3 separate regions of the Homo sapiens genome follow, and all the other regions are linked to region 2. The links are chromatin loops, found by intact Hi-C in ENCODE. Cell type or tissue: HepG2. All regions are shown on one strand. Links, peaks and the distances in the headings refer to the core of each region. The heading gives the core; the rest is flanking DNA. Region 1 holds the start of LOC101927745 (a long non-coding RNA gene). Region 2 overlaps ASMER1 (adipocyte associated metabolic related lncRNA 1). Region 3 overlaps LOC107985483 (a long non-coding RNA gene).

What was found. Peaks named below come from ENCODE experiments on the same cell type or tissue, not always from the same donor. Only the 100,000 strongest peaks of a DNase experiment are listed, where the experiment ranks them.
Region 1: it touches region 2 in a loop (4-fold over the local background); 2 of 110 quality-filtered maps call a loop at or near these places.
Region 3: a loop joins it to region 2, with 4 times the contacts of the local background. A loop is called at or near these places in 3 of 110 quality-filtered maps.

The regions. Positions count from the first base shown.
Region 1 is chr21:15,436,825-15,447,008 of GRCh38, forward strand. It overlaps LOC101927745 (a long non-coding RNA gene), which reads right to left and starts at 7,832. Exons shown (of 6, transcript NR_188238.1): 1 at 7,550-7,832; 2 at 7,200-7,257. RefSeq lists an enhancer at 8,104-8,873. In HepG2, for the core only: no CTCF peak of the experiment used is centred there; DNase peaks (open chromatin) are centred at 4,457, 6,057 and 7,597; H3K4me3 peaks cover 3,457 bases.
Region 2 is chr21:14,858,465-14,868,648 of GRCh38, forward strand. All of the region lies in intron 1 of ASMER1 (adipocyte associated metabolic related lncRNA 1), which reads right to left. Among named protein-coding and RNA genes, the nearest start is that of ASMER1, 55 kb to the right of the region's middle. RefSeq lists an enhancer at 6,214-6,263. In HepG2, for the core only: CTCF peaks have their summits at 4,548 (motif pointing left), 5,968 (motif pointing right) and 6,336; DNase peaks (open chromatin) are centred at 5,477, 5,977 and 6,347; H3K4me3 peaks cover 1,264 bases.
Region 3 is chr21:15,116,932-15,127,115 of GRCh38, forward strand. LOC107985483 (a long non-coding RNA gene) reads right to left here. Exons shown (of 4, transcript XR_001755094.2): 2 at 5,427-6,830. Among named protein-coding and RNA genes, the nearest start is that of LINC02920, 55 kb to the left of the region's middle. RefSeq lists an enhancer at 4,284-4,800 and a silencer at 5,377-5,671. In HepG2, for the core only: no CTCF peak of the experiment used is centred there; DNase peaks (open chromatin) are centred at 5,090 and 5,530; H3K4me3 peaks cover 754 bases.

The DNA of each region.
Region 1 (10,184 bases), core at 888-8,887, 580 kb after region 2:
TTCATGGTCTTAGAAATGTTATGTTATCAGTTCCCTGTCCCTTTCATGGGCTGCCCCCTTTCTACTCTTTCAAGAGCCTGGTAAGTCATATGATTGACTTTCAAACCAAGACTGGTTGATGTGAGTAAAGGAAATTGAATTGGAATACAATCACCCCCTACTGCTCTGAACAGTTTTTTGTGCATCTAAATATGATCTGAATTTCAGATATGGTTTTCTATTTGACATTGATTTTCCTCCAGCTTATATGTGCTACATCTTTACCTAAATTGAGTTGTTATCTTCTTCTGCCTTTTTGAACTTCACACTATAAATTAACTATTATCCTACTGAAATAAATTCCTTTGCAGATTTTATGTATATGGAAGGAATTTCAATTTCATTTGAGGATACACATTGAGTTATTATGTCCTATAGAGTAATTTATTGATCTTTGGGAACAAAAACCTCCAGTATAGTATCAGAAGAATTTTACTGTTAATTTTTAAAATAATACTTCAAAATTCACTCTTAAGGGAATATATGCTCACTCATATCAGTAAAATAAGGAATCAGTTGGATATGAGAGGATAAAAATCTGATATTCAAAATATGTTCTTACTCATTTTAAAATAAAGAGATCTATTAACAAAATACAGTGAATTTTGATAGCTTATGAGACTGTCGTTTTGACTAGAAATGGTTTAGAAAATTAATCTATTTGTTCCTCTCCAGCTTCCATTATAAATCATTTCTTCTGTCACCTCAAAGTTAAATAATAGTCTACATTGGAATTAATGGATCCAAAACAAAGCAATCATTAACAATTAAGTAGATTTAGATTAAAAAAATAAAAATAAATCCTCATTCCAGGAGATAAAAGAAGTATATGTGCCTTTAAATTAATAATGGCACAAAAGTATTGGTGATATCTAGACTCCTTCTCAAGGAGCAACAGGAAATTTCATTGAAATCAGCCAGAATTACAATATGTCTCACTCTGGAGGTGAAAAGGAGACAAAGTTGTAGTTATGTAAAGAACCATAGAGAAATTTACTCAGACAACCCATGAAACATTCATTTTTTAAAAACTGCACAAAACTGAAATCTTCTACATCTTTTCTGCTCTTAGAGTTTGCTGTGTTACTTTTGGAATTTATACTAATCTAGAAATCATGGCCATGTTTGGGGCCTTAGGTATCAAAAGACCTGGGGATTCCGTTAGGGGAACCTAGATATGAGTAATTCTTTCCTACTGTTCTTGTGTGCACGTTTCTGTTGCTTAACAAAACACATGCTGAAAAACCATACTTGGTCAAGAGGTAGATTTATGACTGTTTAGGAATCTACCACATGGAGCATGGGGCCTTTGTGGTTAAATACAACTGAATGACAATAAGGCAGTATCACAAAGCAGGAAACAGGCCTTGGCTCTCTTCAATTTTAGGTTATTGGGATTTGGAGAGGGAAACTTATGCCTCCTGCCAGACATGATTTTTAAACATTTTTAACTTGGTTTCCCGTTATCACTTTAAAGCACTTTGTGCATGAAGGGTGACATTTATGTGGCAAGTTATATTTTATTATTAGGTGAAAATTTTTTTGAACAAGTGAAAACATTTGTCTTTAATAGTGATTAAATGCCCAACAAGTTAGAACCTTTACAGAGAACAAAATGAGCTAAGTGCAAAAATAAGTTTCTAATGTTGCTTCTAAAAATAAAAAAATAACAAATGAATAAAGGAGATAAATGCACCAGGGATTTCCAAATTGGAAACTCAAAACATTTTTAAAGCTAATTTAATAATTTATTTTTAAAACCCTACAAAATAACAGAATGAAGATATTCCCTCCAATGTAAGGTATGCAGTTATTAAAATACTGATCAATTATTTGCTTTTGTTGTTTTCCTGTTAAAGTTTCCTTTCGTTGACTGTTTTTACCCTGGCAGCACATCTACTCTGCATACATCTCTGTTTATTAATCAATGCAATACCCTCTCTTCAGTTCAGTACAGGACCCATGAAATATTTTAAACTTGCTCCTTTATTGGGTTAAACCTATTTGAATGGAAAGAAATTAGCCATTACAATTCTGAGAGATCATGTCTGCACACAGCAAATCACAAGAAACATTCTTTGGGGTCACTTTTGAGGTTTCCTTCTAAGTCTTTGAAGCATATCATTGGTTACAAAAGGAAAAAAGACTAAATTTTCAGTATTAGGCAGAGAAAAAAAAATTTTATGAAGCAAATATTCATGCAGAATGTATTGATAAAACTTGGGAGTACACATGTAGCCATTCCATAAGTACCCCACTTTTTTTTTTATTTGTGTTCTTGGTTACATTAATTAAATGAGCTTAATCTCATACTCTAATTATTATCTCTACAGTTTGTTTTGTAGCAAAAAAAAAAAAAAAAAACTCAAAAAACACAAACAAAAACAAAAACAAACCCTAATGTAGGAGTTTAAATGTGTTATTTTTTGAGAAATATGAAATTCGTCTTTGGCATTAGCTTCAACTTTCATCCTAGAGTAGTTAATGGGCCTAAATCTAATTATTTGTAAAGTTTGCTTGGATGATTGGTAGATGATAAAGCAATATACACTAATTAGCCACAAGGACAACGACATGAGAGATGAATTTTACAGATACATCAAAAACTTATCTGTGAATGGAATTTTAGAATGCTTTAAATAGAGCTATAAAAATAGGTGAAACAAGTTGATTTAAGTTGGAGTTCTTTATTATTCATGGAACTATAGGAATTTTTTTTTCTTGTGGTACTTAGAAGTTTCAGTGTGTTATAAAGATTTTTTCTTCTACCAGATTGCATCTTCCTTGAAGGCCAGACCCATGTCTGATTCATATTATCTCCATGTGTCTAGTAGATTTCTCTCTATAAATTAGCTATCAAATATTTGTTGAATGCAGAACCCATATGCCATCCTTTTGCAAATTAGAAATAAAAGCATGCATTCTCCAGAACGTGTTTCTTAAAGCACCTGCCTCTCTTGTGTCCTTTTTGAAATTAATCACATGAATTCAGAAATGAGAAGGGATAGTTTTATGTTAGGTCTTTTGTAGGAAAGTAATGCACTGTGTCAAAGTTTCTTAAATTCAGGCTTAACCACTGGACTGAATCATAAGTACAAAATGTGCCATGGGATTAAAGGTCTTATTTTTTACTGTACTAAAAAATAAATAACAGTTTGGTAAAATGGTGTAATTATAGTTTCTTCTAGTATTTGGATATTAAATTAGAGGGTACCATAATTCAGGAATGATGGCCTTTTCTTTATCTGAATGTGTCTAGATAGAGGGCCCTGTGTTTTGCTGAAGACTGTAATTGTTAGTGTACTTATAATAATTCTCTAGTCACTCATCATCAGCACCTAAACAGCTTGCCTTGGAAAGTTATGAAATCCCGGAGTTAATGACCACGCTTAAATTTTGGCCAAGCAATCTAAACTCTTATCCTCAATTTTCCACAGCAGTTGGATCCATTCTAGAGGTAAATACCTTAGAGAAGAGAATTGACTAGGAGCAAAATACATGCAAATATATGTTATATAAAGAGCATGATAATTCCTCGCTTTACTATTTTTTAAATGGAAATATACTTTGTCTCAGATGTCACAAATTAGTGAAATACTTTGAGAGAAATATAATTTTAAATATCTCTAAATTCTTATAGATAAATGTCCTCTAATTTGTTTCTGAAATGCCAAATCTAACTTAAGCAATTTATGACCACTATTTTATCAGTGCTTAAATTTAATTTTCCTTCTTCATAGTTAGTACCCACTGTACACATTTCTATATTAATATACATACATATTTAAATTAATGTAACATTAAATCTATAAGCATAACCAAGTTAATTATAACTATGTGATAAAATATGCAAATTATTTTTTAGACAGTGACTCTTTCAAATATCCAACTGAATTATATAAATAAAACATGAATGACAAATTTTTTAGTTGTTTGTCACATATTACAACCATTCTATATGTTATTCATTTTCCAAATATAAAAGAGTTACCATTACTAGATGGAAAATTATATTCAGAAATGCAGACATGTCCTTGGTAGGAAAAAGATAGAAACGCACAACGAGCTTCACTCACTAAACCAAATTTCTTAAATTTCAAAAAGACCCATTATTCACAGGTCAAATTTGTCCCTTGATCAGTATACAGAAAACAATAAGGTTTAGTCATAAACAGTAAAGCAGCATGTCTGGAAGGAAAGAGACTAGAAATGAAACAAAATGAGATATGGGCCGTCTAAGGCTACCCCAGTCCTCACTTTCACCCCCCTTCACCTAGACGAGTACATGCTGAACAAGCACCAAAAACAACCAATAAATGAAAGGAAACTCAAAGGTCACTTGGGGTCATTATTTTCACATACCTTTGAATAATGAGAGCATCACATGTCAGCCAGAGGAGAACAAAATGTCACATTCTCCAGCTAAAGGTTGGCCTTGGTCAAAGGTCACAGAAGGGAGGCCAGGAAATAACCTAAGAGGTTAGGCTGGGTGCACAAAGAAAGGTCACCAAATGTCAATGAAAGCATGCAGCTGTTTGGAGATGAAACAACTGAGGCACCCTTTTGTGCTGACATCGGCTAGAAAAAATGTCTCTGCTGACATTTTTTTTAGCTGGCAGTTTTATAGGACATTGACATTAATGTACCCAACCCCGAATTAGCCTTTTAAAAAGCAACAGTTTGGAAGTTAAGTGCAGCAGTTTCCAAAAAATCATAACTGTGACATTTTTATTCCAGATGATTAATACAGCAATGGACTTCTAACACAAAATTTAGATTTGATCTGAGCTCTTTCATCACGACAATGTGTTAGCAACTAGGCCTCGGGACACAGGTAACAATCAGTAACTAGTATTTTTATGTTTTTAAGAATTATTATTATTCCTTTAACTAAAAGGTATTCAGAAACCTCACCTTATTACAAGGTAGGAAGACATGAGTGATTTCCACATTTCACTGGGCCTAGCTGTTGGCAGCTCTTGATCTAGTAATAAAATCCATTCAAAGGAAAGAGAAAAGACTGAAAAATTTGCAACCCCATTTTAAAGGAATTCATGCAAAATACTTGCAGACTAAATCTTAATCTATCTGAGTATTTCCATCTTAAACATCAGCCCTAAAAGTAACAATTCTTAGAGAAGTGGTGGTAGTGTTCCCAAGTATTCTCAGACATCAAACTCTACAGGAAAGAAGTTTAGAAAAGATAGGCACCTTGAATTATTCATATACTTAACTTACAGTTGATCCTTCCTAGCAGCTTCAGTTTTCTGTGTGTATGGAGGTCTATTTTATACACACACACCTGATATTCATCCAAGATTAGCAGCTGTTTCCAGATAACATTAGAACATTTCACATCTATAAACATCCTTTACTGATTCACAGGCACAAGACCATATTTTAATTCAAGACATACTTTTCAGTCCTCAGGGTTCTGACAAGTGGCCCCAATTTACAACTTAGGCAGCTCCAATTTTTTCCCAAATCTTTTTCAAACAGTTTCCACATCCTCTTAAAAAAGAGAACATTGTGGATTTATACAACAAAAATAATAATAATAAAAGTTGGCTGGGTGTGGTGGCTCATGCCTGGAATCCTTGCACTTTGGGAGGCCGAGGCGGGTGGATCACCTGAGGTCAGGTGTTCGAGACCAGCCTGCCCAACCTGATGAAACCCCGTCTCTACTAAAAATACGAAAAATTAGCCGGGCATGGTGGCGGGTGCCTGTAATCCCAGCTATTCAGGAGGCTGAGGCAGAAGAATTGCTTGAACTCGGGAGGCAGAGGTTGCAGTGAGCCAAGATTGCACCACTGCACTCCAGCCTGGGCAACAAGAGTAAAATTCCACCTCAAAAAAAAAAAGTTTACACAGAAACAAAACTCTAAAGTTTATTTCACAAACAGGGGCCATCTCTCCCTAAAACCTCTATTCCGGGTGAGTCTCTTTTTTGTTTGTTCCTCCGTAAACTTCCAGGGAGACTGCCAAACAGTAATGCTCACCCCGGGGTGACTGCAGGACTCACCCAGAGACAAAACTACCTTCCTACCTAATGGGCCCTAGACATATGAAGCCTGTCAGGAGAACATCATAAATCATGGAGATGGGAAGAGAGGGGGCAGGAGGAGCCACACAAACCCTTTGCACTTAGGAGAAAGAGTTATTTAACACGTCAGGGAAGTGCATTTAATAAATGAAGTCAGTGACTTGAACATGTCATATTCGATCTATATGGAGGTTACTGAACTTTCTTTAAAAAGTCATTTTTATGCTGGTTGCTTTTCTTATGAAATTTTCTACACCTCTAGTGTATAAAATGGATGTGTAAGCAGCTGATTGAGAAATAGCTAAGGTCAAAGTTAATAAGGAAAGCAGAAGGTCTAAAAGCAGGCTGCCTTTTTTTTCCCCTTTGAGTTCAAGAGACTCCATATGATTTGGGCATGACATACTAATGTTTCTGACATCAGGCCTTTTTTTAAATCTGCCTTCAAATAACTGATACTTGGGTGGTAATGAATGTGGAAGATGTCTCGTTGCTGGAATTACAAAAATGAACTTTCCTCTTCTGATTTCATTCATGGGCTAGTTTTTATGAGTAAAATGATATCAAAGACTTGGAGGGATGGAATATTGCCTCAAAATGTCAAGACAATATAAGTTACAGAATGTACAAGTTGGAGAAGAAAGAAAAGGGTGGGAACATAGAATTAGGTGTCCCTTTAAAAACAAAGAAGAAAGCAAAATACTCAGCAAGTATATAAACAAGTACAAACTGCACATCTATTTTGGAAAATGTTTTTGTATCTCCAGGCTTTCTGGATCCCTTACATTTAAGTCATGAGAATCTCTGGGTTATTTTGTCACATAAAAGAGTATAAAACCCCCATCAAATCAACAAATAGGTTTGCTCCCTCAGATGAGATTTAACTGAAACTTGGAACAAAAACAGTGAGGTTCATCAGATAAACATATGCCAAATTTAAGACTTCTATCTGTTCTTAAATGGATGCTATAGATTGTCTGCAAGAACTACTCCCTTCAACTTCAGATGTGATAAAGCTTGATATGATGCTCTTAGACCTTGAAACAGAAACCATATGTGGCAATAAACAAACAAACAAAATCCCTGGATACTGCAAAGGAAAAAAAAACAGAAAACTTACTCGATTTTAGAAGACTTGAAAAAGTTGTAATTATCTTCCTTGATGTACACGGTGTTCACTGACAGGAAAAAAAAAAGAAATCTCAGCACCTAAAAACTTATATATTTGCACATTTATGTTCAAATTATTCTCTAAATGGCTTGAAATAATTGCCTCTTCTGCTTTGTATTAACTAAACTTTTTTTTTTTTTTTTTTGTCAAGTCATGGTTCTTTTTCTAGTATCTGAAAATGTGCCAAACTAAATGTCAGTGCCTTCATAAGGAAGATTTAGAGTTCCTTTTGGAGCAGATAGAAGCCTCAAATGACAAACACGCTTATCCTGAATGCCCCTCCTGCTGGTGTGACTTACCTCAGAACAAGGTCAAAGAAGCCGCCAGAGAAGATCTACGATTTGTTTGACTTGACATTCCCTGGTATTTCCCTTTGTTATCCCTGTGTCATCGTTCTGTGGCAGAGGGAGAGCAAGGCAAGCGCTTGCTTTCAGGTATATCTGGCTAGTAGCCCTACATACCACAGAGAGCTACTGTGGATTTCACTGTATGAAAAGCCTCCATTTGACTTGAATGCTGTTAAAGCATTGCAGGGGTAAGTTTTGAAATCCTTCCTTAGGTCAAACTCTAGCTGGAAAGTTCGCCCCATCCTCCTCTTGGAAGGACTCTTATATGGCCTTGTAGCTAAACTTGAGCAACCACACACTGCAGCAGAGCAGCTGGCATGGCCCAAGCCAGGTGGGTGGTCCAGGCAAGGCCCAGTCCCCTTGTGTCCATTATTGCTAAGGTGCATCTAGGAGCACAAGGACAGGAGGAGTCAGACATGTGAGTGTTTTTGCAATCAGTCAACAAACATCCACTGTTTACCGATTACAGGACATTTCTTCTGGGCATTGGGAATACCAAGTGACAAAGTCATGCTTTTAATTTTCAAGGTGTTTAATAGAGAATAAGCCAGGGTTGGAACACTCTACCCCGGAAGTCCCTGCTATTAAATCTGGCTTTGCTTTTCAGTAATCACCTCCTTAAAGACCCAGGGGACAAAAAACTTAGAAACAATTTCCTCCCTCCCTGACTTACTTTGTCTCTGACTTCGGCCTTTCACAGTGGCACACATGGTTGGGACATCTAAAATACCACTGGAAAATTTAAGGATATAATCTACCTATATTATATGAATAGCACAAATTTATTTTCAATGAATTAGCAGAAGTTCAGAGCCATTCTTTCTTAGGCACTTTCCTATACTCTTGGTGAATTCGTCTAGTATGTGAAAAAAGAGTTTCTCTCAGATTGTTAGTCCCAGCTACAAGGCCTGCCACCATAGAAAAGTTCCTTCTCTGTCCTTTTTCTCCTCTCTTCAGATCCCCTTTCTTGACCTTTCTATCACAGCATCTGAACCTGCCTGCACCTGCTCATTGTCCATTTGAATTGCTTCTCTGCTGGAGGTATTCCTGGGGCCCACTCTGGCCTACTGCCTTTGGGCTTCACCTGACCTAGCTCTGCATTTACAAAGCAAGCCCAACAGATTTCCACCATACATTTCAAACACCGAGAATGACACTGATTTTGAAACTCAGCTACACTGCATAGAGGAACTCCCTGAATACACCCAATCACCCAATTTAGGGAAGTACGAATTTTCTGACAATGTGAAAGGGAAATGACCTATTTTAAACTAAAGTATTGAAAATTTCTAATTATTCTCATTCCAAGGGAAAAAAATGAAAAAAAAAAAAATCCTAAAGAAAAAGAACAATTCCCTCCTATAACCTATCCCTTAAAGGAATGGACAATACTTGGGTAATGATGTTCAACTTATGCATAAGAAGACAAAAGGGCATTTTTTTCTGTATGGCTTCTTTGCCAGAGACCCTTTGGTAATGTGAGGTTTTTCTAAAGGCATAAGGGACGATTTCTCTATGTAGTTTTGCAAGGTCCCTTTCATTCCTTCTGACATCTTACTTTATCCTTTTCCTTTTTCTCTCCCTAAATGAAATGGATGTCTATGTACATATATATTTTCTGAAATACAAATGTAGAATGGCATGTAAGTACCATAAACCTGAGATTTAATTTAAATGCAATATGTAAGCAAGGCCTGTTAGGTCCTGGGTCCCAGTAAGAAATGGGATTCACCCTTAAAATGGTTTAAGTGAAGATATGTTAACGGTAGCACTCCAAAAAGGCATAGGCAGAGTTTTAGGAGCAAATAAATAATTTACCCAGGGACTAGCAACATTACAACCTCTTGGGCTGAAGGGACAATGAGAAGAAATAATGTTAACAGAACCCAGCGAGAACTGGAAGCACAGAGGAGGGGCCGCCCAGTTGGAGCTGTAGTTTTGGAGAAATGCAGCAGCTGCCCAAGACGTGGTGCTGAAGCCACAGGGCAGCAGAGAAGAAATACCCTGGCTTTACTTCCTTGCAACTCAGTCAGCTCCTGCCAGTACATCCTGTGGCAAAATATCAGCTGTAACCTGTCAGTAAAAAGATTCAGTGGGGTTAGCTTCCTGATACACAGCAGGGAAAACATGGGTTGCCAAGGAATTTGGTATGGAGACTAAGGAATAATTTGCACAAAATTTCCCATTTAAATATGAGAGAATTAGAGTGAATTCAATCATCGGGTTTATAACTAACTTTCAGGAATTTAAAAAATGTGGAAGGATGATGCTATGGATTGAAATATGTCCTCCCTAAATTCATATGTTGAAACTCCAATCCCCAGTATAAAACGCAGCAAGAAGGGGGCCATCAGCAGGCCAGGAAGAGAGCCCTCACAAAAAACGGAATCAGCCAGCACCTTGATCTCGGACTTCCCAGCCTCCAGCATCATGAAAAAATAAAGATTTGTTGTTTAAGTCACCCAGTCTATCATATTTTGTTATGGCAGCCCAAGCAAACCTATGCAGCCGGGTCAAGTATTTTATATATATATTATAGGAGAATACATGCTTTGAGTCATATAGAACAGGATATTAACACCAACTC
Region 2 (10,184 bases), core at 1,282-9,281:
ATTGCACTGTGATGTCATGCCCAGGAACTGTTTTATAAACCACTACTAGATAAAAGACCTCTTCCCTTATTGACTTCTTCTTTTAGGACTCTAGAGGAACCCTATTAAATTTCATCTTCAAATTCTGCCCATAGACAGTCTTAAAATTCAAGGTTATAAGTCATATTCTTGACCACTGGTTAAATCACCCAGTAATAAAAATGCATTTCTTCCCTGTTTTGAAGGATAACCCTGAGAACTAAGGTATGGTAAAGGACAAAGCTATGTAAGCACATATAAATCACAGTTATGTTTTTGCAGTAGGTCATGATATTTCTGCCTCCAACCCCTCTCTTCTTTTCCTCTGAGGTAGATTCTAAAACTTTGAACGAACACACTTACAGTGATGTTTATACATTTATACTTTACAAATCATTTAAAGTAATACAGTATTCAACTCTATAATTCTAATTTTCTAATAATTCCTCAATTGAGTTAAAAGCTATGACCAATTTGACTAATGCATGAAAAATTAACTGACTTATCAGAGGTCACATCAATCAACCACTCTGCCAAGACAAGAAATCTCATAGTTTGGCTGTTGAAGCATTTATTTAACTAATATCCCTAGAGGAGTCAAGCTATAGCAGACCTTTACATATTCAAAATGTCTTGAAGGCTCATCTTTTAAAAGTTGTCTTAGTCTGTATGGGCTGCTATAACAAAATGTCATAAATGGGGTAGCTTATGAGCAACAGAAATTTATTTCTCATAGTTCTGAAGGCTGGGAAATCCAAGATCAAGGCACTGACAGATTTGTTGTCTAGTGTAGGCCCACTTTCTGGCTCATCAATGACATCTTGCTATGCAGTCACACGGTGGATGGGGTAAGAAATCTCTCTCTGGCATCTTCTGGAAGAACTCTAATCCCATTTGTGAGGGTTCCTCCCCCAAGACCTAATCATTTCCCAAAGGCCCCACCTTCTAATACAATCACCTTGGGGGTGAGGATTTCAACATATTTGGACATAAATGTCAGACCATAACAAAAATCATTTTATATTCTATGTCATAACGTGACCCTGTTAAGATAGCATAAAGGCATTTGGAATTTCTAATCTTTTATTCCCAGTCCACATGTAAACTGGCACAAGAGGAATAAGCTGTAGGCTCATCCTGTGGTTTCAATAACCCATATCCCACTGCCATTTGTTCCAGCTTGGGAAACATGACCCTAAGCCAGTCTGTGCTGCACTGTTTGTATTATTCCAACAATCAAAGTTTCATTTTTTCTATATTTGTATCAGTCCATTTTCACACTGCTGATAAGGACATACCAGAGACTGGGAAGAAAAAGAGGATTAATTGGACTTACAGTTCCACATGGCTGGGAAGGCCTCAGAATCATGGTGGAAGGTGAAAGGAACCTCTTACACGGTGGTGGCAAGAGAAAATGTGAAGGAAGCAAAAGTGGAAACCCCCGATAAACCCGTCAGATCTCGTGAAACTCACTCACTATCACAAGAATAGCACAGGAAAGACCAGCCCCCATGATTCAATTACCTCCCTGTGGGTCCCTCCCACAACACGTGGGAATTCTGGGAGATATAATTCAAGTTGAGATTTGGGTGGGGACACAGGCAGACCATATCATTCTGTATCATTCTGCCCCTGGCCCCTCCAAATCTCACGTCCTCACATCTCAAAACGAATCATGCCTTCCCAGCAGTCCCCCAAAGTCTTAACTCATTTCAGCATTAACCCAGAAGTCCACAGTCCAAAGTCTCATCTGAGACAAGCAAATCCCTTCCATCTATGAGCCTGTAAAATCAAAAGCAAGCTAGTTACTTCCTAGATACAATGGGGGTACAGGTATTGGGTAAATACAGCAATTCCAAGTGAGAGAAATTGGCCAGAACAAACGGGTTACAGGGCCCCTGCTAGTCCAAAATCCAGCAGGGTAGTCAGATTTTAAAGCTTAAAAGTTACTTTTTTTGACTCCTGATCTCACATCCAGGTCATGCTGATGCAAGGGGTGGATTCCCATGGTGTTGGGCAGCTCTGCTCCTGTGTCTTTGCAGGGTACAGCCCCTCCTCCCAGCTGTTTTCATGGGCTGGTGTTTAGAGTTTGTTGCTTTTCTAGGCACATGGTGCAAGCCATCAGTAAATCTACCATTCTGGGGTCTGAAGGATGGTGGTCCTTTTCCCAGAGTTCCACTGGGCTGTGCCCTAGTAAGGACTCGGTGTGGGGGCTCCTACCCCACATTTTCCTTCCACACTGCTCTAGCAGAGGTTCTCCATGAGGGCCCCACTCCTGCAGCAAACTTTTGCCTGGGCATCCAGGCATTTCCATACATCTTCTGAAATCTAGGTGAGGGTTCCTAAACCTCAATTTTTAACTTCTGTGCACGTGCAGGCTCAACACCACATGGAAGCTGCCAAGGCTTGGGGCTTCCAACCACTGAAGCCACAGCCCGAGCTCTACATTGGCCCCTTTTCAACCATGGCTGGAGCAGTAGGAAAACAGGACACCAAGTCCCCAGGTTGCACACCTCATGGGCACCCTAGGCCTGGCCTGGCCTACAGAATCACTTTTTCCTCCTAGGCCTCTGGGCCTGTGATGAGAGGGACTGCCATGAAGGTCTCCGACATGACCTGGAGACATTTTCCTCATTATCTTGGGGATTAACATTAGGCTCCTGGCTCCTTATGCACATTTCTGCAGCTGGATTGAATTTCTCCCCAGAAAATGGGTTTTTCTTTTCTATCACATTGTCAGGCTGCAAATTTTCTGAACATTTATGCTCTACTTCCCTTATAAAACTGAATACCTTTAACAGTACCCAAGTCACCTCTTGAATGCTTTGCTGCTTAGAAATTTCTTCCATCAGATACCCTAAATCATCGTTCTTGAGTTTAAAGTTCCACAAATCCCTAGGGGAGGGGCAAAATGCCACCAGTCTGTTTGCTAAAACATAACAAGAGTCACCTTTGCTTCAGTTCCCAACAACTTCCTCATCTCCTCCTCTGAGACAGCCTCAGCCTGGACCTTATTGTCAATATCTCTATCAAGCTTTTGTTCAAAGCCATTCAACAAGTCTCTAGGAAGTTCCAAACTTTCCCACATTTTCCTGTCTTCTTCTGAGCCCTCCAAACTGTTTCAACCTCTGCCTGTTACCCAGTTCCAAAGTTGCTTCCACATTTTTGGGTATCTTCTCAGCAGTACCCCACTCTCAGTACCAATTTACTGTATTAGTCCATTTTCACACTGCTGATAAAGACATACCCAAGACTGGTAAGAAAAGGAGGTTTAATTGAATTTACAACTCCATGTGGCCGGGGAGGCCTCAGAATCATGGCAGGAGGTGAAATGCACTTCTTACATGGCAGCAGCAAGAGAAAATGAGGAAGAAGCAAAAGTGGAAACCCCTGATAAACCCATCAGATCTCGTGAGGCTTATTCACTATCATGGATAGCACGGGAAAGACCAGCTCCCATGATTCAATTACCGTCCCCTGGGTCCCTCCCACAACATGTGGGAATTCTGGGAGATACAATTCAAGTTGAGATTTGAATGGGGACACAGCCAAACCATATCAATGTTAAAACAAAATCCTAACATAATTTTTTGTCTTACATATTGAACTTGGAATTCCTGGCTTTTTATTTACTTGGAACTTCAAAAATTGTTATAGATATACCACTTTTTTTTTTCTGTCAGGACCTAATTCTTATTTTAAAAAGTTACATGATGTCAGTTTCAATTTCTCTTGAGATTTCACTTGGATAACACAGACTATCACAATTTTGCCTCTAATTCACTCTCTGGTGAATTGCTCTGCTCTATCATTAAGGTTTTGAGCCTACCTTTATAAAATGGGCACAAAAAGGAAGTAAAAATTATGGTTCTTACATTCACTTCTTATGCATGTAAGAAAGGATAGAAAGATAATTTGGAGCTATATTACAAAATGAGTCAGAATCTGCCTACTAGTTCTGGAGGTCTTTCACAAACTCTCAAATTCTTGGGAAAACACAGCACTCTTTTAAAATGTCATGTTACATGGCCATTCACTGCCTATTATACTACTACACTCAAGCCCATGATTTCAGAAAGTCCCTCTCAAAAGGAGGTTCAGAGTGCAACTAGATTTTTATAACTACCATTTAAATCATCAATATAGAATATGCTTCTTTGCTCTTAATTTACTTTTCATTTCTATTTGGTGGGGAGTTCATCATTAAAATCCTCCCTGGAAGGTTTGCAAAGATAGAACTTTGGTTGAGGATGGAGGCAGAGGCAGCACTGGCCAATCCAGACTGCAGGGATCACTTTACAGGTCTTGAGAAAAAATAGTGGTAGGAAGGGAAGTAAGCAGGAGAGAGGAATTAACTAAAGAGAAGTAAAACGTGTCTTGTTTAAACTAGTGGAAGCAATGAAAATTTAGCAGCCATTGTTTGTCTCTTTATTCCTTATTTATAAAACTAAAGAGTAAACTATATTTTTAGGTTAGGTTTTAATTTATGGGAAAGGGAAAGAAACCTAAAAGAAGCCCCCTGCTGGCCACTCTAATTTCTGCCCTATTTGCTCCTTAAAAAAAATAAAAATAAAAATATCCTTACCTTTCCTATATTTTCCTACATTTAAGACATAATTTAACCTTTTATTGTTAACTGAGATTTATCATTGTTATAAATGCAATATACAAATATAAATCTCTAAAGGCATTTCAGTAATTTGTCTTTTATGACAAGAAGAAAATCATCCTTTGAAAGATATGTATCTTGTTTTAAATTTGCATTTAAAAGTCTATCACTAGTAGATTAGTTTTGTTATTTTGCTCTTAATCTGAGCACAAAATAAGTTTGTTTTGATTATCTCAAACTCTGGGAGGTCTTTAAAATTAAATAACAAATCCGAGTTTTATTCAAAATTATTTACAACAGTCTTTTGTCTTATTCTAGAAAATTAAGGGGACTACACATAGCAAAAATCCCGAGGCTGTGTTTGTTTCACGCTGTTACTTGAATCTATGATGAAATCATTTCCTAGGCTTATTCTTTAGAAAATAAAACTCCTTAGGGCAGACTGACCCGAGTTGCACAGGAATGTAAATAAAAATGATTATTTCTCTCTTTACATAAGACAAATATTTTACTACATTGTGTACTATAATAATCTTTCTCATGGCCAACACAGAAATATTAGCATCTACCAAATATGGTTAAATCCTCAAAGCCTACTTATAAAGCAAAAGCAGCACTGGAAATTGACATCACTTACATTTAGTCACATTTTCAAAAGAGCATGATTAATGAAACAGAAGTGTTCTCATGGAGCGTGTGCACCATGTGCTAGTGACAGTTATATCAGAACGAACTACATGTAGCATTTATCTTCCTTTTGCTCTGGTATCTCCCGAGTGAAACGCTTGGGTGTGTATGAAAAGCATAGGGAGAATGACAACTCATTTGGTATTGACTTGGCCTTTGTCCCAGCTCTCTCTTACATCATCAACCCCTTCCTCATCTCTGCTGTCACTGACTTTGAGAAAGCACATGGTTCAGCCATTTGACATCCTCTCTGTAAGACCAGGGATGAGTCTGCTATGCGTAGCTCTGTTTATTAAAACCTCAATTTTAAGAAGGTTACCATTCTACATAAAACCCTTGACCTCTCAGAGTTAGTGGTATGAGCCTAAAAGTTGCCAGGACATGCTAAACTTTTCCTGAGAAAGAGTCCAGTCAACAATTTTATGACAATCCTTCTGACCTGAGCTTTGCTTAATACCATCAAATAAGTCACAGGACAGTCAGGAGATTGGAAATGTATCACTTGATGAGGTTTTTCAGATTGATAACACGAGGGTAAGCAACTGTGTCATCCAGGAGGCTCCAAAGTCCAGGGTCCATTCAGGGCCAACTACAGCAGTGCCCCTTCCTAAGTCCAGGCCATTCACACCAACCGAAGCCCAGCAGGGGGCAGCTTCCCAAAGCTAAATCTAAAAAGACCATAGCCAGCCCAGCTGAAAGTCCCAGGAAAAGGCAATGTTGCCTAACAGTCATGAGACAGCTGGAAAAGTCCCTGCACCTGACACACACTGTTACAGACAGTGCTGCCTCATAGACGTGTAGAAGGCACATCAGGGAGAGTGTCGGGGTCAGGCCAGAAACTTCACATTAAATCAGGGAGGATTTGTTTGGGGCTCACATTTAGACAGAGAACAAAGACTTCTCTGTCATTTTTGTAGTTTTGTTCATTTGTATTTGAAAATAGCAGTTCTCTCTCTGGCCTGACTGCATCCCTTTGATGGTAACTGAAGCTTTCCATTGCAGCGGTGCTCCTGACGGGGGCGACATTGAACCTGCTCAGGGCTCAGGGCTCCTCTTCCCGGCTCTGTGGCCTCCCCGAACATGAGTAACACTATGGCCTGCAAAGATAGGACTTAATTGTCCTTAAAAGGAAAAATGCCTGCATGACCAGAGTTGGACCAAGCCAGAACAGGAGCCCCTGAGAAGTGCTAGGTACATTTTTAACAGTTCCTGTTTACTTTCCATAGGAGATTATGAGAAGAACACAAGAGCACATTTATAAGTAGTTTTCATGATTCATGTTATCACTGAAACCAGATGCTATTCTGAATCAAACAACCCTGAAGTGATGTGCAATTCTAATATCTGCTTAATTAATCAAAATATTCATTAATACGTAAGAAAACACATTCTGTTTGTGTTTTAGAGTACACATTTATCACATGCTCATAAATACTTAAATACAGGAGGTATGCTTGGCAGATAAATTATTAACTTTTCAGAGATCTGCAGATTTTAGAAAGTTTTGGGGGGAAATTAAATTTTAATAAAACAGCATTTTACTTAATTACAGAAAAATCAAATAAAATTATTTTCTAGATTCTGAAAGAAAAACAAATAGATTATAAACTGTAAATGCCCTTTGTCTTATGATAACCTTGCTAGCTTTAGTAATTGTATAATATTATGAACCTTGGGAAACAGTGCAAAGCATCAAAAATCTTATATTAACATATATATTGACTCTAATAAACCTATATCTGTATTAGTGTTTAATATTGATTAAAATTGCTTATAAGTTTATATTAATAGGAAATACATCCTGATTTAGTAGGATTTTAATAACTACAATCATGTATTGCTTAACGATGGGAATATGTTCTGATAAATGCATCAGTAGGCAATTTCATCATGTGAACATCAATATCATGGTGTACTTACACAAACCTAGATGGTATAGCCTACTGCTTCTAAACTACATACCTGTACAGCATGTTACTGTATGTAGATGACTGTAACACAATGGAAAGTATTTATGCATCTCAACATAGAAAAGATACGGTAAAAATATGGTATTATAATCTTATGGAACCATCATCATATATGCAGTCTATTCACTAAAATGTCATTTTGCGTGATAAGGGCATTTACTCCAATATTGCTTTATTAGATTGGCATCCTTGCTGACTCAAGACCCTTTCCTTATGTACTGATGACCACCTATTGATTCTCAGAAAGTCTTATATTCTCACTCTTGTGCCACCCTCAGTTATTTCCCTCTGCCTTTCACAGCTAACTGTCCACTTCACACCACTAATCAACTGCTGTGAACTTGGCTTTTACCTTGATCTCAGCTCTTCCAAAAGTCACCAATCATTTCCTAAATGCAAAATATAATGACCTTTTCCCTGTGTCCATCATACTTTGTATAACATTTGATATTGTAATGAGTTGAATTGAGTCCCTCTCAAAAAAGACAAGTTGAAATCCTAACCTTCAGTATCTCAGAATGTGACCTTATTTGGACACAGAGTTGTGGCAGATGTAATTAGTGATGAAATGAGGTCATACTGGAGCAGAGTTAGCCCCTGATCCAATATTACTGGCATCCTTCTAAGAAGATGGCCATCTGAAAACATATACACAGAGAGGACACACTGTGACAATGAAGGCAGAGATTGGAATTAGGAAGTTGCAAGCCAAGGAGCATCGCAGATTGCCAGGAAACCACCAGAGGTTAAGAAGGGGGCAAGGAAGAATCTCTCAGAAACGTAAGAGAGACTGTGGCCCTGGTGATGCCTTGATTTCAGACTTCTAGCCTCCAGAACTGTGATGTGATCAATTTCTTTGATTTTAGGCAGTTTATGGTGCTTCATTATGGCAGCCCTAGGAAACTGATAGTTACTACTGACCAAGGCTTTATTCTGCACTTACCACAATTTTTTAAATGCTCTTGTCCACAGGGTTCCATACACCATATTTTTCCAGAAGCCTGGCTACAGATTTCATAGGATCACAGGATTCTTTACTGCCTCTCATCTCCTATTTCCTTTTTTTTTTCCAACAGGATTTAACTCTGTGTTGCCCAGGCTGGAGTGCAGTGGCACAGTTATAGGTTCACTGCAGCCTCTCCATCTCCTGGGCTCAAGTGATCATTTTCCCTCAGGTGCCCAAGAAGCTAGAACTACAGGCGTGCATCACCACACCCAGCTAATTTTTATTTTTTCATACAGATAAGGTCTCGCTTTGTTGCCCAGGCTTGTCTCTAACTCCTGGCCTCAAGGGATCATCCTGCCTCAGCCTACCAAAGTGTTGGAGATACAGGCATGCACCAGCATGCCCAGCCTGATATTCCTTGAAATACCTCAAGCCATCCTGTAGTATCAACTACCACAAATATGTGAGGGCTGCTCCAGTTCATATCTACATCTTGAACCTCTCTAAGTCTCCATGGGTCAACCTCCTGTGTTTTCCTGCAGCACACCAAAGTGTGCTCAAAAAAGCAAATGAAAAAGAATACAAAACAGTTGATACTCACTTGCAAAATAAAACCAGATGCAGCTTTCTTTACAAATTGAGAAAGATGTTTTTTAAGCATAATGACTAGTGTTGGCAAATGAACTTGTCCCTCTCAAATATCATGTGAGACTTTGGTTTGATACAATTTTACTGGAGAGTTATTTAGCAATGTGAATCAAGTATTTAAGAATTGTTAATTCCTTTTGACCTAGTAATTTTACTCCTTAGGAATTATCCCAAGAAAATAATCAGACCTGCACCAAAGATTTATATATGGATACATATACAAAGCACATATTTGCATATAAGGACTACACCCACAGATCCATAACCGTAAAGTCTCAAAGTTACTGACTGTTGGCTTTTAAACTTTTAAACTTTTAAACACAGATACATATCTCTGAGTCTAGTCTTTATATGCAAATATATATGTTTTATATATGTATATTTTTTGAATCATTTTATGTGGTTTATATTTATTCAATTTTTATATGCTTGGTTTAGAAGCATATAAAATGTTCACTTTTCAGAAAACATTAGGAATTGGTTATATTTTAGAAAGAAACGTAGAATATCACATTTCAATTTGGACTAGCACTTTTCAAGCGGCTGCTAACCACATGTGGATAGTGGCTATCCTATCAGCATAGAGCTACACGAAGGGCATATGACTGCTTATTTTACTATGCTTGCAATTTCTGTAGCTTTGATTTTTTTTAAATAAAATGTTGGCCAGGCACGGTGGTTATGCCTGTAATCCGAGCACTTTTGGAGGCTGAGGTGAGCTGATTACCTGAGATCAGGAGTTCGAGACCAACCTGGCCAACATGGTGAAACCCCGTCTCTACTAAAAATCCAAAAAAATTAGCCAGGCGTGGTGGCAAGTGCCTGTAATCCCAGCTACTCGGGAGGCTGAGGCAGGAGAATCACTTGAATCCGGGAGGCAGAGGTTGCAGTGAGCTGAGATCACGCCATTGCACTCCAGCCTGGGTGACAAAACCCAGACTCCTTCTCAAAAAAAAAAAGTTGGGGGAGGAAAGGCCTTTGAAAACACTTGCAATCACATTCATTCTGCTTCAGACTGTTTACTCTTCTTAATCCCTGCTAACCATGGTTAATTCACTAGCATTTTTGCTTTTCAAGCAGTGACATCCACAAGACCATATTGTGATCTTTCTATTCTTTGCATAGTTTCATGGTTCTTAGAGGAAAAAAAAAGATGTCACACATAACAAACAAACTAACCAGTAGTGACACTAAAATGAGAAAAGGGTTTTGGCATGGCTCAAAAAAGCCATGTGTATAATTTTTAAATCAGTGCTGCAATTTGTGGCCCAGCAAGTGAGACGGCATTTTGCTTCCTCCTCAAGAA
Region 3 (10,184 bases), core at 1,077-9,076, 260 kb after region 2:
TCAGAGCTTCTCAACCTCTTTATATCTTGTAACACACCTGAAGGTTGACACGTTTGTGCCACATACGTTCTCTGGCTGTTGCAGCTCATGATAAAAGATATAACCTAGGGGTCTGGCGATGCACTTTGTGCCAGAATTGGAATGCCATACTCTGCCCTGAGTCATGCCAGATGGAACTGACGGTTGCTGCTCTGGTCTAATCCCCCAATTTTACTGAAAGAGAACTGAGACAAAAGAGGTTAGCTGACTTGGCTTCTGTCATCCAGCTCATTAGAAAGTAGCAAAACTTGATATAGAACTGAAGTGTTTTGAGATGTAAGCTTCTAGATAAGGCAGTGAGACCTGTGATGGGTGTCAAGAAAACCCTTGCCTCCACTGTTTTAGGTGATTGCACTTAGTCACTTACACGTTCTGAATTAAAACCTCTCTACTTCTGTGGTGCTGTCTTCACATGAAAACTGTCTTGGGTGAATTTAGCCTATAAAAAGTAGAATTCATGAAAACATATTTTTCCCAGACATGATGTGAAATTAAGGCTTTGATACTTTTTTTATTTTTACTTTGTAATTAGTTGTTTCAGATTTACATAGACTTAAGGCAAGACGCTGTGAACCAGAAACTTCAAAGAACATAGGAGAATATTAGCTATCTTTGGTGTTAAGGCAGCTGTGTTTGTGGCAGTGACTTTCAGCTGAGAGGATAGATACTAGGCTAGTGCCCTGAAATAAACACGGAAAATAGGCTGGGCACAGTGGCTCACACCTGTAATCCCAGCACTTTGGGAGGCTGAGGCAGGAGGACCACTTGAGGCCTAGACTTTGAGACCATCCTGGACAACATAGAGAGACCCTGTCTCTACACAGGGTCTAATTTAAAAATTAGCCAGGTTTGGTGTTACGCACCTGTGGTCCTAGGTATTTGGGAGGCTGAGGCGGGAAGATCGCTTAATCCTGGGAGGTTGAGGCTACAATGAGCCATGATTGCACTATTGTGCTCCAGCCTGGGCAACAGACTGAGATCCTGTCTCTAAAATAATAATAATAATAATATACAAACAAAAAACAAAAACTAACAAACTGCATAGAAAGTAGTTGGGGCTCCAGCTATAAAGGCAAACTTGTGGATCACAAATAATTATTTAAAGGAGATCTGTTTGTTCACAAAAGAAGTATAGTAATGCTATAATAGCTCAGGAACAGTTGAGTGTCTCTGCACTACTCCCTGTAGACAGTGGGGATGTTGTACAAAACAAAGGTTTATAATCAGACTTTTTGCAGATCAATCAACCTAGCACTAGGGTATCTTCTCCTAGCTAGAAGATGAAAGCAGGAACAAGCCATAAGCATGGTGAAAATTTACTCATTTATTTCAACAAAACACTGTAATATTTTAATGAGACATTGAAAATAAGACATACAACCTTAAAAATAAAGGCAGAAAAATATTTTTAGTTGATGCTCATGGGTTGAATTTTTAGGTCACAATAGACGAGCTGGTAGAAAGAATTGCTTGCTTTAAACGGAATAGTTTAACAAAAAATGGCTAGGCACAGTGGCTCATGCCTATAATTCCAGCACTTTGGGAGGCCAAGGTGGGCAAATCCATTGAGCCCAGGAGTTTAACCCCATCTCTACAAAAAATATGAAAATTAGCCAGCATGGTGGCGTGTGCCTATAGCCCCAGTTACTCGGGAGGCTAAGATGGGAGGATTACTTGAGCCTGGGAAGTAAAGCCTGGAGCGAGCCATGATTGCGCCACTGCACTCCAGCCTGGGTGAAAGAGCAAGACCCTGTCTAAAAAAAAAATGAATGCTTGGGAGGCCGACGTGGGTGGATCATGGGGTCAGGAGTTTGAGACCAGCCTGAGCAACATGGTGAAATCCTGTCTCTACTAAAAATACAAAAATCAGCTGGGCATGGTGGTGCGCACCTGTAATCCCAGCTACTCAGGAGGCTGAGGCAGGAGAATCACTTGAACTCAGGAGGCGGAGGTTGAAGTTAGCCGAGATTGCACCACTGCACTCCAGCCTGGGCAACAGAGCGAGACTCCGTCTCAAAAAAAAAAAAAAAAAAAAATGGATGCACACCTTTGTATCAGCACCAACTTGCAAATATGATTAAAACAAAACAAAACACTGTTAGAAATCACTGGCTCGGTTGAGAAATAGATTTCTGAGTTGTCATAGGCATGAAACCAATACTGTGCCAGTGAATAGATCTACCCCCAAACAACCTTGGTGAACTGAGCAAGATCAAGGCCAGACTGTAGTCTCTTGAAGCATTGATGATAAGCACACTACGGTTAAAGGGCACGATTACCCTCGGAATCATAATGCAGGTACATACACTGAATGTAAGAATAATGTGATTGAAACTAATTTAGGACTGTGCCAAGCAGGAAGAGAAAGTCCTTTGGGCATTCAAAAAGAACATTTAGACAAAGCAAAACAAGAAGGAGAATTTGTGGTTTGCAGGAAGCTGTTGCTCATTTATATTTTATCAAAGATTTAAAATGTTGGGCAAAAGAGTGTGGCTGTAGCAAGCAGAAAGAAATTTGGAATGTATGTGGTTTATAACTGAAATAATCAACTAGAAGAAACAATAAGCATCAGGAGGATTTTTTTTTAAAGTGTTCTCTTTCGTTTCCTAAAATTATGTATTTTGGAAACTCAGATGGGTTAGAAATATCAACAGAGATTTCTCGGGTATCTCATTATGATGTCTCACATGACTTACACTCTTCTATGTTAATCAAGTGAATCTCTTCCAATTATACAGATTGCTATGAAAAATCATGAGACATCACATTTTACTAAGTGGGAAATACTATTGATCTAACAAGATCCGTTGAATAATGAAAGGGGTCCATTTTTATATGTTACTCCCTCTAGCAAGGTTGAATAAATATGCCAGTGAAACATGGAAGAATGGATTTTTATAGTTTCAGATACTTACATAGTTTTAGATATATACATAGTTTTAGACAATTTGTTAGTAGGCTCAGAAATAATGTTTTAATTGCCTATATCCCCATAGTACAGTGCTAGACAATGTTTAGGATATGTTTAACAAATTATTAATTCTTTTTAGGAGCTTAAAATAAGGGGCTAATGACAATGATACAGACAAATGCATGAAAATGTTGTAAACCACAAATAAAATAATGTTCAAATATAAGTACTTTTGGTCCATTACAAATGTGGAAGATATATACTTATAATGAGAGGATAGAAAGAAAATACCTTAACTCTTATTATGAAGTAAGTTCTCGATGCTAACATAATATATTGAAAAATTCTTAAATATATATGACAAGTGAATCTATCTATCTATCTGTCTATCTATCTATCTATCTATCTATCTATCATCTATCTATCTATCCATCCATCCAATGGGAGAAGATGTAAAGTGAAATAGCCATAGGAAGAGGGGAGTAAGCATAAATGGAATTGTTGTACATCAGCAGACATGACTGTGATTCATTCAGAGGGTATTCAAGAAGAAGGGAGAAAATGGTTATAGTATGGCATTAAAAATATTATAATGGAATACTTTGCAATTGAGTGAGAGAATCTAACATATGAATTATAGGGCAAATTAAAAAAATTATATGGCCTCAAAAAAATCTGGCATACACAAAATGACAGGTGAAAAAGATAACTTTGGCAGAAGAACTGAACACTTACAGGAAATAAATGCTGTAACTTGGGATTCTAGGGAGATTCATATCCAAACAGGGAATGAGGATTACACATAAACCATCATAAGACAAAATTCACAGTTTAACAAGTCAAATTGTAATGTTACATTGAAATAATACATTGCAATAATACATTGCCTTACTTCCAATTATATCCTCCAAGTTAGTATGATTTGGTCATGAAAATGACAAAAAATAAACAGACAATGAAACAACAAATTCACTTGTTGGACCACCTTAATGATCAAATTAAGCAATAATACACAAATTCTTTTGTACAGCTATCACTCAACAAATATTAATTGGCTACTCTTTGCTATACATCAGAACAAATAGTTACCATACAAAATACCAGTTGAACACAGAGTACTTTAAAAAATTATTCTGCACAAATATTGCAAAAATCCATCGAAGTGTTGAAAGGAAGGCAAGTCAGATTCAAAAAATGTCATGAGTGAAAAAAACAGATTTAATTGGGAACTGTAAATAGAAATTGAAAAACAACCAAGCGTCATGAGGAGTTTTATTTGGGAGCTTCATTATTTATGTGTTCTTTGCCGACATGTAGAATTTGGAGGTGGTAAAAGTTAAAGACAGAGGAAAAATTTCTGTGTAATAGGAGTTGGTCATGCAACTTGTCTCACAGCCAGATGCAAGTGCAGGTCTGAGGTGAATAGAGAAATTGACCTATGGGATATGTGCATTCATTCAACTTTTTTTTTGAGTCCATGCTATTTTGCAAACACTCTCTAGGCAATGGGGTTCTAACATGAGTGAAGCATGGCCTCTGCAGTCAGTGAGGCAGCCATGCAGTAAACAGCTAAGTGGCAAGGCAATGGGGGTAGCCCCATGGAAAGCGGAAGCCCAATGGAATGAGGGGTGGAAGGGCCTCGAAAGCACATGAGATGAGAGGCAGAGACTAAATGAGGAAAGAGGCTCAGAAGCCAAGAAGAGAGAGTTGTATAATTGGTTATCAGCCGTGTCAAATTCTGTACATAGGTCAAGGAGCATCAAGATGGAGAAGTGCCATTGCGTTTTGGCAGTGAGTATGTTACTGGAGACCTTGGCAAGGCTGGCTTCTGGGAAGTGGCGTGGGTTAGAGCAGGACTGGATCAGGTTCAGGAGCGTTTTCACTGAGGAACTGAATGCATCTGGTGCACTCTAGGAGTTGGGAGAGGAATGGTGGGGAAACAGTTGTTAGAGGGTGTAGGGATTTCTTGAGACCCAGGGATATCTGAGACTCAGCAGGATCCAAATACAGACTTTTTAGCTCTATTTTGTGAAAAACAGAGCTTTTCCCAGCAGCAAGGAAACAGCATTTACATCTTGAAGCAGGCTTTGTTGAGCTTGTTTGTTCTATCTGGCAATGAGTCACTGTAACACTGACCCTGCCATTGAAGTCAGCAGATTCTATTTGGAGAGCTTTGTGATTGTGGGGGGAAGTTGTTTAAAAAGTTAACAAAAACATCTACTCTCCCTGATCTGCTAAACACCTGTGTGCATTAGTTTTGATGACTATTAGCTCAAGAGCATGGGAATGCTATTTTTGAGTAAAAAAAGGGAAGCCTCATCAGAAGAAGTTAAATGTACATGACACAGGAAAAAGTTATAATATTTTCTATTTTGGTTTCTACTCATTTGAAAAGAGTTTTAAAGAGAAAAGTGTAATAGTTCTGCCGACCGCCAACCTCAATTAAAATGCTAAGTACAAGTTGCAGTTTCCCTACCTCTGCCAGAGGGAATATGTCCAAAGTGACCAGCCACCTGTTTCCTTTTGTAAGAGCTCAAGACTGCGGCCCCGTCCAGCATACTCCTCACTGACACTAAATATCAGTGTGATGATGAATCAAAAGTCAACAGCAGCAGAGCTTTATTTACCAAGAAATGACACTTAGTAAGGTCATCTCTTTTGGAGAGGACATTGCAATCATTTAAGTTGATAAAGATATTGGTGATTTATCAACCTCAAATAAGGCATGAGGAACATGCCTGTTAAGGGGTACCCAACTTGGCTGTTTCCAACTTGCTTAAATATATATGCCCACAGGCTGGCTGATGTTTGAGATGTTTGAGGGATAGTAATAGCACATGGTCTGTGATGGCTTAGCTAGGCACAGTGAAGGTCATAGAACTAGAAACTTAAGAATCAATTATGAAACAGGTTAAAGTTGCAGTCTATAAGAGAGTGGCTTTGGAGGCAGTAAGACTTGGGTTTTAATGATAGCTGTGCCATTTACTAGCTGTGGGACATCAGTCAAATAACTTAAATTTCAAAGGCTCTGTTTTCTCATCTATAATATAAAATAGAAATAATAGTAGTGCCTCAGGGCTGTTTTAAGGATTAAATGATAGCACGTGGAGCATAACCCAGGACCAGGCATACAGTAAACGCTTCATAAAATGATAGCTATTATATATCTTAAATCAAGCATCCTCAATTCCTTGTTGATAAGAAAAATAACAAACCACTAGCATTTGGTTAAAACCATGAGAGCTAATGTGAAAATGGATGTATTAAACAGCTTGCCATAAAAATGCTACATTTTTTCAAACAATTGAGATATGTCTAAAAGAAAAGAAGTGAGCACCATAAAATTGAACCTAATCTAAAGGGATTGAAGCAACAGCATTTTAAACAGCAAATAGAACCCACAAAGAAAATCCAAAAGTTATAAAAGTTTTATTCACTTTTACAATTTAATAAGATTCTGATTTTACTAACATTAAAAAATAAAATCATCTCTATTAAATGTAAAATTAGCTTTATTATACATATAAAGAGTCTCACTGCTGTTGTTCAAATTAATAGTAAAAAATTATTCCAAATAAGTTCTATGGGACATATTAGCAATAGTCAGATAATAATCAGTGCCCTTCTCTCCACATATAAAATGCCCTACTTCATTTTTAGAATAACTTGATGGCTGAAGCTCTTCACCACATTATCTCTTTTATAGTTCCTAGTTCACCATTTAGTATGGAGGCCCTAGAGCCCTCTCTTCCATCAGTTCCAGGCTTTCTGCCAGTTCTCAGATTCCATGTTTAATCAGAATCCCGGGCTCTCCAACCCCAGTCCGTATTATCCATTTTTCCAATTCTTAGGGGAAATTTGCCACTTTGAAACATGTTATCTGCAAATAGAACCCAGAAACAAAGACCTTAAAGTTATAAAGAAAACATTGGTAATGTTTCAAGGAATGAATGACAAATAACGAAAGCCCTTTGAATCTCAGCAAACACTGGGCTTCAGTTACACCCTTAAGGAGAACCCATAAATTCATCCTGCTGTCCCCCAAATGGACTTGCTGAGGAAAAAATGGACTTTTTTTTTTTTTTAACCACATATAAGCTCTATTTTTCTAGATAAGAAAGAAAACTGCAAAGGCAAGGTAGCGTGGTGAACTTCCCACTCACTGGCGCAGCTTGATGGAAATTCAATTTGACAAAGCCTTTCTTAGCCAAACCACCCCAAAGTGGCCTCTCCCTCCACTCGTTTGTTACTTACCATTGTTTTGCCATTTGTGTTCATGCATCCTCAGATGCATGAACGGAGGGTAAGCTGGGTAAACAGAGGTAAGACGGTAACAGAGGGTAAGCCTCCACTAGAGCTACATCTTATGAAGACTTTCTCTCCCTTTCTCCCTTACCTCAGAGTCTAAGCCAGATCTCACTCTTCCTAAAAGTCCAGAAGTTCAGGAGACAGGGAAGAAGGAGGGGGAAGGGAATTTGGGGTTCTTCTTCTTGCCTTTGTCAACCTCCTGTAAGTCACTCAGCCTCACTTGCAGTTATTCTTTTGTATAATGGAGATAATTATAGATACCGGTTTGAGAAGTACTTTGATATCCTCAGATAAAAGAGGCTCTAAAAGGGCAGAGGATAATTATTATTAGCAGCTCAATGGTTCATAGGTTTTTCCATATGCAGCTTTCTCCAGGGAAGCTAAATCCGTCAAAATAAAACCAGTTTGAGAGAAAAGGTACAATAGAAACTATTTAAACAAGGAAAATGACTTCAAAAAGATGAGCCAGATGAAACATAAAAGTGAAATAAAAAATTAAAGTGATGACATGCTTCTAAAAAAATCTCTGCAGTCTTGTCATGAATGAACCTAACATCACACAAAAGTGGTGCTGGTAATAACGGCATCTTGCATTTGTATAATGTCTTTCCCAATAACTTTACAACTCTTTTGTGACATAAAGTGATACTTAGTAAATCTTCAAATTGCTATCACGCTCGTTTTTAGGTGAGATCATTGAAGGCTGAGCCACCCCACTCTTCTGCAATGAACAGTGAGAATTGGAATCCAGTTTTCCCAGTTCTTCAACACAGAAGAAAGACATTGGAGTATCTTCCACCTCATGGAAACTATAGAGAATTTCCTTGTTGGAATCTGGTCAGCTAAAGCATGCAGCTGGGGTTTTCAGCATTTGTTCTGATTTTTGTCTTACTAAGTAAGATACTTGTCTTTAGCAAGTATTGAAAAAACAATTATGTATGAAGGGCCTCCCAGGCAGCTAATCCTTGCTAAGAGAATAAAAGATAGGGAATAGAAACACAAGTATTATATCAGTCTCCAACCACAAGAAGATTATGGTGTAGTTGAGAAGATAAGACATACACACAAAATAATTAGTGGTCAAAATATTATTTTATGCTTTAGTATTAAATGCTATCTTCTCTGAAGAGCTTTCCATAATTATGCTAATGAAAAGTAATCTTTCTTTTTTTTTTTTAATTCCTGTAGTACTACTAGAACTATGTTTCTTATAGAATTTATAAGAGGCATATATCATGTCACATCTTCTCTTTGGTATCAGAGTTTGAGCTCATCAAAAGTAGAAATCATGTTTTATTTTATCTTGGATTTCATTCGGTGCTTTACATTGTTTTGGACATAAAGGAAGGGCTCAGCAATATTTGTTGAAATGACATAGTGATATAATAATTTCAAAATACAGGCAATTAACATATAAGGACAATATGTGCAATAACATTATTGAGCATGTTTTCACTGATAATTCAAACCCATTAGGCTCTAAACAATTAGGAAATAATCACTCCAATCCTGATATTCTTTTAGTGCCCTGGTAGCGTTTACAAATTAGATTATAGTTGAAAAGTTCTTTACAATTATTTTTTGCTATTCTTCAAAACCATTTGAGTGGCTGGGCACAGTGGCTCACGCCTGTAATCCCAGCACTTTGGGAGGCAGAGGTGGGCGGATCACCCGAGGTCTGGAGTTCGAGACCAGCCTGGGCAACATGGTGAACTCCATCTCTACTAAACATGTGAATATTAACAGGGCGTGGTATCTCATGGCTGTAGTCCCAGCTACTCGGGAGGCTGAGGCAGGAGAATTGCTTGAACCTAGGAGGCGGAAGTTGTAGCGAGCTGAGATCGTACCACTGCACTCTCGCCTGGGTGATAGAGAGAGACTCTGTCTCAAACAATAATAACAACCACCACCCACAATTTTGTTTTCCTTCCTCAAGAAACATAAAAAATAAAGTAAGAAACTTGCATGACCATCCTACCCTCAGGAATTTCTTGTCATCTTTGCAGCCCCTAACTTCTTACTTTAGGTTTTCTTTGGGGCTCCAGGTAAAGAAAACAGTTAATCTAGAAGTGCTGAGACCTGGATAATGGAGCCAGCTGCCACAGAGGTAAGGGGAGAGAGAGGAGACGCTAGGAGAGGGGATTTAGGAATTCCAGAATGTACTTGGGAAGGACAGCCTTGTATCCCACTTAATTTCTTCTGCAGACACAAATGGAAAGGCTGGCTGTCTATGTGCCCCTGAAATAAGGCCAGGGTCAAAAGTGGGGCTGTGGCCTGGAGCAGAATTGCAGGACGGCTTTTCCTCCCCACCAAAAGAAAGAAAAGGAAATAATTGGGTGATAGCTTACTGCTCCCTTTCATCATTTCTTTCCTCTAATAGTCTGTCCTTCATGGAAAAATAGCACATACTTTCCATTCATGGAAATATCACATGTTTATATAAAATGATTCAAAATTAAATTTAATTTTCTTTTTACTCATTGGGTACAAAATAATTTATATTCACATACTGAATACTGACCTAGTTAGAGAGGTATCCATACACAGTTAGGTATATAATTCTCTTCTTTTAAGATGCTCTCCATCTCAGAAAGATTATTTAACAGGGACACCCGGGCCTTTCCCAGAGAACTACACCAGTAATTAAACTGATTTTTAAAAGGATCAGGATGTTTTCTTCACATTATGCATCAGCTTAGGAGCAACTTTGCCACCTCACTTATCTCACCAACCTCTTTCACTTTTGAGAAAGGGAGAAAAAAAGAAAAAAAGAAGTAAAGAGTTTTCGTCCTAACAGGATATGAAGATACTTTTCTTGAGAGGTTCCAGATGTATTTTGGCTATCCAATGCCATGCCCTTTGCAGGCAACACTCCACGTTGTTTTTTGATAACTTCCTAAGAGAAGTCACCATGCCCAGGCTACCA